Regions from separate parts of the Homo sapiens genome. Here region 1 is linked to region 2. Evidence: chromatin loops called from intact Hi-C (ENCODE). Cell type or tissue: ascending aorta. All regions are shown on one strand. Each heading gives the region's core, and the rest is flanking DNA. Links, peaks and the distances in the headings are about the cores only. Region 1 has its middle 83 kb from the start of LINC00870. Region 2 has its middle 24 kb from the start of LINC00877.

The links. Hi-C counts contacts between places; a loop is a spot of excess contacts. Peaks named below come from ENCODE experiments on the same cell type or tissue, not always from the same donor. Only the 100,000 strongest peaks of a DNase experiment are listed, where the experiment ranks them.
Region 1: it touches region 2 in a loop (1.9-fold over the local background); 4 of 110 quality-filtered maps call a loop at or near these places.

The regions. Positions count from the first base shown.
Region 1 is chr3:72,232,928-72,235,843 of GRCh38, forward strand. No RefSeq gene overlaps it. Among named protein-coding and RNA genes, the nearest start is that of LINC00870, 83 kb to the left of the region's middle. In ascending aorta, for the core only: no CTCF peak of the experiment used is centred there; a DNase peak (open chromatin) is centred at 1,694.
Region 2 is chr3:72,122,856-72,125,771 of GRCh38, forward strand. No RefSeq gene overlaps it. Among named protein-coding and RNA genes, the nearest start is that of LINC00877, 24 kb to the left of the region's middle. In ascending aorta, for the core only: no CTCF peak of the experiment used is centred there; a DNase peak (open chromatin) is centred at 1,416; H3K27ac peaks cover 951 bases.

The DNA of each region.
Region 1 (2,916 bases), core at 174-2,673, 110 kb after region 2:
GCCCCACTGCTCAAACCCCTAGGGGGAGCATGCAGATGGGCAGGTCGTGGGGAGCGTTTTTGGGCTTTAACCCAACAGCAGCGTCTAGGGTTGTTTACAGCTCCCAAAGCCCCAATGGGTGGGTGTTAAAGTGCGCTCTTTCAGCTTTGCCCTCTGCAGGTGGCTCGTGTTAATCAGCTCAATTAGACCCTCTGCCTTATCACAAGGACAGAGGGCTTTCTGTATCCCAGGTCTTGCTCTAGTGTACCAGAAAAATCAGATCACATGTGGGCTTGGGGATGGGTGCAAGGTTTTATTGAGTGGTGGAAGTAGCTCTCAGCAGATGGATGGGGAGCCAGAAAGGGGATGGAGTGGGAAGGTGGTCTTCTCCTGGAGTTGGACCTCCCAGCAGTTAGACTTTCCTCCGACCACCCCCTGCTGAATTCCATGTCCTCCCGCCATCAATGGCCTGCCAGCATCTGCTGGTGTCTGTTAGTATGCTCTTCCGCTCCTCTGTTCCTCTCGACATCCAGTCACTTGTGTGTGTGTCCACTTAAGGTCTCTTGGGTTTATATGGGCACAGGATGGGGGGCGTGGCAGGCCATAGTGGTCTTGGAAAATGCAACATTTGGGCACCACAACAGGAGTGCTTGTCCTCATTATGTCCATGGGCACAGGCCTTTGGGTGGAGCCTTCACCAGCACCCTACCCTTCTCTACCCAGCACTTTCCTGCCCCCTCCTGTATCATTAGGATCACCTCCCACGTGAACTACTTGTACCCAAGCCCTTGCTGCAGGGTCTGTGGTTCATGCAGAGGCCACTCTTTAGAGAAGGGCCTTGTGGGGATATGGACAGCTGCAGCCTCAACTGTCAGCTCCTTCAGAGGCAGCCTCAGCTGCAGAGGTCCTGACCTGAGGTCCTGCTTCACCCAGGCAGCTCACACCTAGTCACTGTGTAAGGCAGGGTGTAAAGGCCAGGCCATTTCAGCCCAGCAAGGGGACAGTGACAGGCGATGCCCACTCCCTGCTCCCTGCCCCTGCTGGTTGGCTGAGCCTGGGGCTTTGTCAGGCCTGTGCTACAGTCTGACTTCTCCCTTTTCCTGATCCTCTTTCCTTCCCCTTCCCTTCAGAAGACTTGATCCCTAATAAACATCTTGCACCCCAAACTCCATCTCAGAGTCTGCATTTGGGGAACCCTGCCCACAAGATTCCCCAAAGCAAACCTGCAACTCAGATCTTACCTCACAATGTAGGTGAGCAAGAGAGGAGAGCAGAAGCCAATGCAACTCCTTAGCTGGTGAAATGCAACCAGAGAAAGAGAGAGAGACAGCCCAATTCCTAGGTAAAAAGAAGGGAAGAAATGGGATTGAGGAGAGAGAAAGAGATGACTGGGCCTCTTCCCACAGAACAACATTCTGGGACCATAACTCTCTGACCACAGGAAAGAGAGAAGCAGGAGAGAGAAAACCATCGATTTGCCTGGGCTTTTGAATGCAATGACCCTGCTACCTGAGGAATGGTGGCCCATGGAAATTCTTCCCTCACAGGTCCCCAGTTCCTCTGCCTTCCTCCCTTTGTCCAGGGAATGGTGCTCCTTCAGCCTGTAAGCAGCAGTTCTGCCAAACCTCATTAACCGGGTCCAGGGAATGAAATTCCACTCTGGCCTCTGCAGTGCAACACTCAGCCAAATTCCCTCCAGAAGCAACTGCATGGCCAACAGAGGAACCTGACTCACTGGAATTTGCTTTCTCAACAATCGTTGCGTTATGAAGAGAATGCCAGGCTTAGCGGGGTAGCTGTGGGAGAGACAGAACTAGAGGGTGTCTGCCCTTGAGGGGCTCTAGAACCTAGCTGCAAACTGACATGGACCCAAAAAACTACAGAGCAAAGCAACAGATGAAAAGTGACACGTAAATAGTTTTTGAAAAAGAAATGCCTATGGGAAACATCTTCAGCTGAAGTAGTCAAGAAGCTTTCAGAAGGAGGAGGTATTTGAGCCAATCAAATATCAGCCCTCTAAGCCAGCGCTGTCCAATGGACACATTATGTGAACTATAATGTAAGCCACATATGTAACTTCAAATTTTTTACTAGCCACACCAAAAAGGGTAAAAAGAAACAGGTGAAATTAGTTTTAATCCTACATTTTACCTGACCCCTGCATAATTCAAAATAGTATTAATGCAATAATTTTAAAAAAGAATTAATTTGATATTTTATGATGTTTTTTATGCTAAGTCTTTGAAATCCGGTGTGTATTTTACACTTATAGCACATCTTAGTTTAGACCAGCCATATTTCAAATGCTTAATAGTCACGTGTGGTTACTGACTACCATACTGCTCAGTGAAACTCTATGTTCTTGTTAGTGAAAGTGTGCTCATGGATAGGGAGTCTCAGTTTATTAGAAATGCAGAACTTCAAGCCCTGGCCCAGACCTCCTGAATCACAATCTGCACTTTAACAAAAAATCCCTGTCAATCTGTTCGAGCTGCTGGAACAAAGTACCTTACACTGGGTAATGTATTAACAACAGAAATTTGTTGCTCACAGTTCTAGAAGCTGAGATGTCCAACATCAAGGCACCAGCGATTCAGTGTCTGATGAGGACCTGGTCTCTGCTTCATAGATGATACTTTGTTGCTGCACCCTCACATGGTGGAAGGGCACAGAGCACACTTGAGCCTTTGTTTTTTTTTTTTTTTTTTTGAGACAGAGTCTTGCTCTGTCACACAGGCTGGAGTGCAGTGGTGCAATCTCAGCTAACTGCAACCTCCACCTCCTGGGTTTAAGCAATCCCTGTGCCTCAGCCTCCTGAATAGCTGGGATTGCAGGCACCTACCACCGTGTCCGGCTAATTTTCGTATTTTTAATAGAGACGGGGTTTCATCACGTTGGCCAGGCTGGTCTCGAACTCCTGACCTCAAGTGATCCGCC
Region 2 (2,916 bases), core at 244-2,743:
TTTTGGGAGGTGGAGGTGGGTGGATTGCTTGAGCTTAGGAGTTTGAGACCAGCCTGGGCAACATGGCAAAAGCCCTTCTCTACAAAAATAAATAAATAAATAAAATTAGCTGGGTGCGGTGGTGAACCTGTAGTCCCAGCTACTCAGGAGGCTGAGGAGAGAGAACTACTCGAGCGCAGGAGGTTGAGGCTGCAGTGAGCTGTGGTTGCACCACTGCACTCCAGCCTGGGTGACAAAGTGAGACCCTGTTTAAAAAAAAAACTTTAGCCTGTGAAAAGATATCTATATATGTATCCAAGGGAAAACAACAAAACAAAACATCAGGTTGAATGGTGGAGATTGTACGCTAATTATCCAAGTACACAATTCTCAAAGTTCCAATAAGATTGTCTGAATTCCAGTCAAGGTCCTCCAAAACTTCTAACCAGAGGTGTTTGGGGACAATACGGCAGAAGAAAGGGGATGGTGTGGTCATAGCGTGGAAGTGAAGTGCTCCTGCAGAGACGTTCATTATTTCCACTGAGGTTGTATGTTCATTGGAATGGCTAGAGGAGGTTCGTTGATGGAAATTATGGGAGAATCAACTTTTTCTTCCTTGTACAAGACCTCTTCCAGGTACAACTCTCAGTCTACATCAATGACCATATACTAGTTGAAGGGACTAAGCAGTGATGAAGATAATAGCCACATTCCAATGCAGAGAAAACAGACATTCACTTCTAGAAACATCTAACTCTTCGCAATGTCTCTCAAAAAGAAAACGCCATGGAACATAGTTGAGTACTCTTGGCCCTTATCCCTGAACCTATGGTGAGGGATTCTAATTCAAAAGTGATTTGCATCCCTATGGTGGATACCTTATGGATGACGTTTAACTGAGCCTAAACCAGAGGAAAAGTACTCAGTAAAAGAAACTTTATCACCCTCACGAAAGGCCAACAGCTGGAAGATATTTTGTACCTATTCTAATTAAGGTAGATGCTTTGCTTTTCTTCTGGAATTCCTGCAGGAATGACCACGGGGAGAATGATGTCAGTAGATCATCATCTCCAGGCCAAGAGTTGTTCCTTCCAAAAACAAGACCCCAGAACTCCATCTAGAAGGGATCAGCCAAGACTTGGGCACCTTCGCCTGCAGGCCACAGTTCAGTTGTGTTAGAGGAGAGGTAAGCTGTGATGATTTTGAAAGCCGAGATCTGACGTGGCCTTAAATTCATGTGATAACAAGTTTCCAGTCCTGGATTTGGAAGATCTCCAAGGAAACTTCTTTCCAGAGCATCAAACGAAGCCAAGAGAGATTACGACATCTGGGACCAGCACTGAACATTTGAAGGTGATGATTGTTTAGGCAAGTGATTTACTGGTGACCTGCAGGGAAAACAAAGTCAAGCAGAGAAGGGGACTGACGTGGCAGGCAGAAGCAGCCAGTGAAAGCTGGTGGTATGAATCATCAGTGGCCCCGAGCCAAAATAAGTACCTAAGAGTGAAGTAGAAGAGATTGGTGGAGGGGACAGGAGACCTGTGTTCTGGTCCCAACTTGGCCACTTATTTTCTGTGACCTTATATGAGAGGCTTTGCTGTTGAACTTTTTTTGTCTCCCTCTATAGCATAGAAGAGGAAGATTAGGTCTCAACATTCAAATCTCAAAAGCCTTCAGGGACCAGGCTGGAAACATCTATCATGAAGGAGATTGGGTGAGACAATAAAGAGGCAGGGAATGTGGGTGATTGCGGCTAACCAAAAGAGTATCCACTGCTGGGTATGGTAGGTCGCACCTGTAGTCCCAGTTACTTGGGAGACTGAGGTGGGAGGCTTGCTTGAGGCCAGCAGTTCAAGACCAGCCTGGACAACATAGCAAGACCTTGTCTTTAAAAAAGTAAAAAAAATATATATATATTAGCAGGATGTGGTCTCATGTGCCTCGAGTCCCAGCTACTTGGGAGGCTGAAGTCTGGGGGATCGCTTGAGCCCAGGAGTTTGAGGCTGCAGTGAGCTATGATTGTGCCACTGCATTCCAGCCAGGGTGACAGAGCAAGACCCTGTCTCCAGGAAAAAGTAAAAATGTAAAAAAGAGTGTCCACTCCTGGCTAAAATCTTTCAGGTGCATTATTGCTAAAGTGCTGCATGATGAATGTGCCTCTGTTCTGACTTGGCCTGCAGACTGTTATCTTATTCATCCATGGGAACCGAATGATGCCCAGGGCCACATATGGCCCTAAGCTTTTGGGTATCTGTGATCCTAAAATGGGTCCATTTCACTCTTAAATACTAAGGACATGGGGCTGTAGCTTGTTTGGATGAAGAGCATGGGCTCTGCAGTAATGTGGGGTTGAGTCTTCTGCTCTGTCACTAACTAGGGGCCCATGTTCCACTGTTTGTGCTTCCAAAATTCAACAACTTTGAAAACCAAAAGATTTTCTGTAGGTTTACAGTCATTTGGTGGCAAAACTGACCTGAATTATTTAGAAAGATCATTTATACCAGAGGTTGACAATTTTTTTTTCCCGTAAAGGGCCAGATAGTATTTTTGGCACTCAGCTCTACCCTTGCAGCAGGGAAGCAGCCATAAGAAGTGGGCATGGCTGTGTTCCCATAAAACCTGATCTACATAAACAGGTGGGATTTGGCCCACAGGGTGTAGTTTGCTGACTTCTGAAGTATACTATTTAGCACAAACAATTCAGACATTTTGCTATAGAAATATTAATGATTCTGATTATTGGGTGCTGTCCCAGATACCTCTGGGGTTATGGTAGACAGACTAATGGTCCCCAAAGATGTTTGGGTCCTAATCCCTAAAACCTGTGGATGTGTTACCTTACATGGCAATGGGAACTTTGCAGATGTGATTAAATGGAGGACCTTGAAGATGCAGAGGTGATCCTACTTTCTCTGGGTGATCACACCTTCCCCAGTG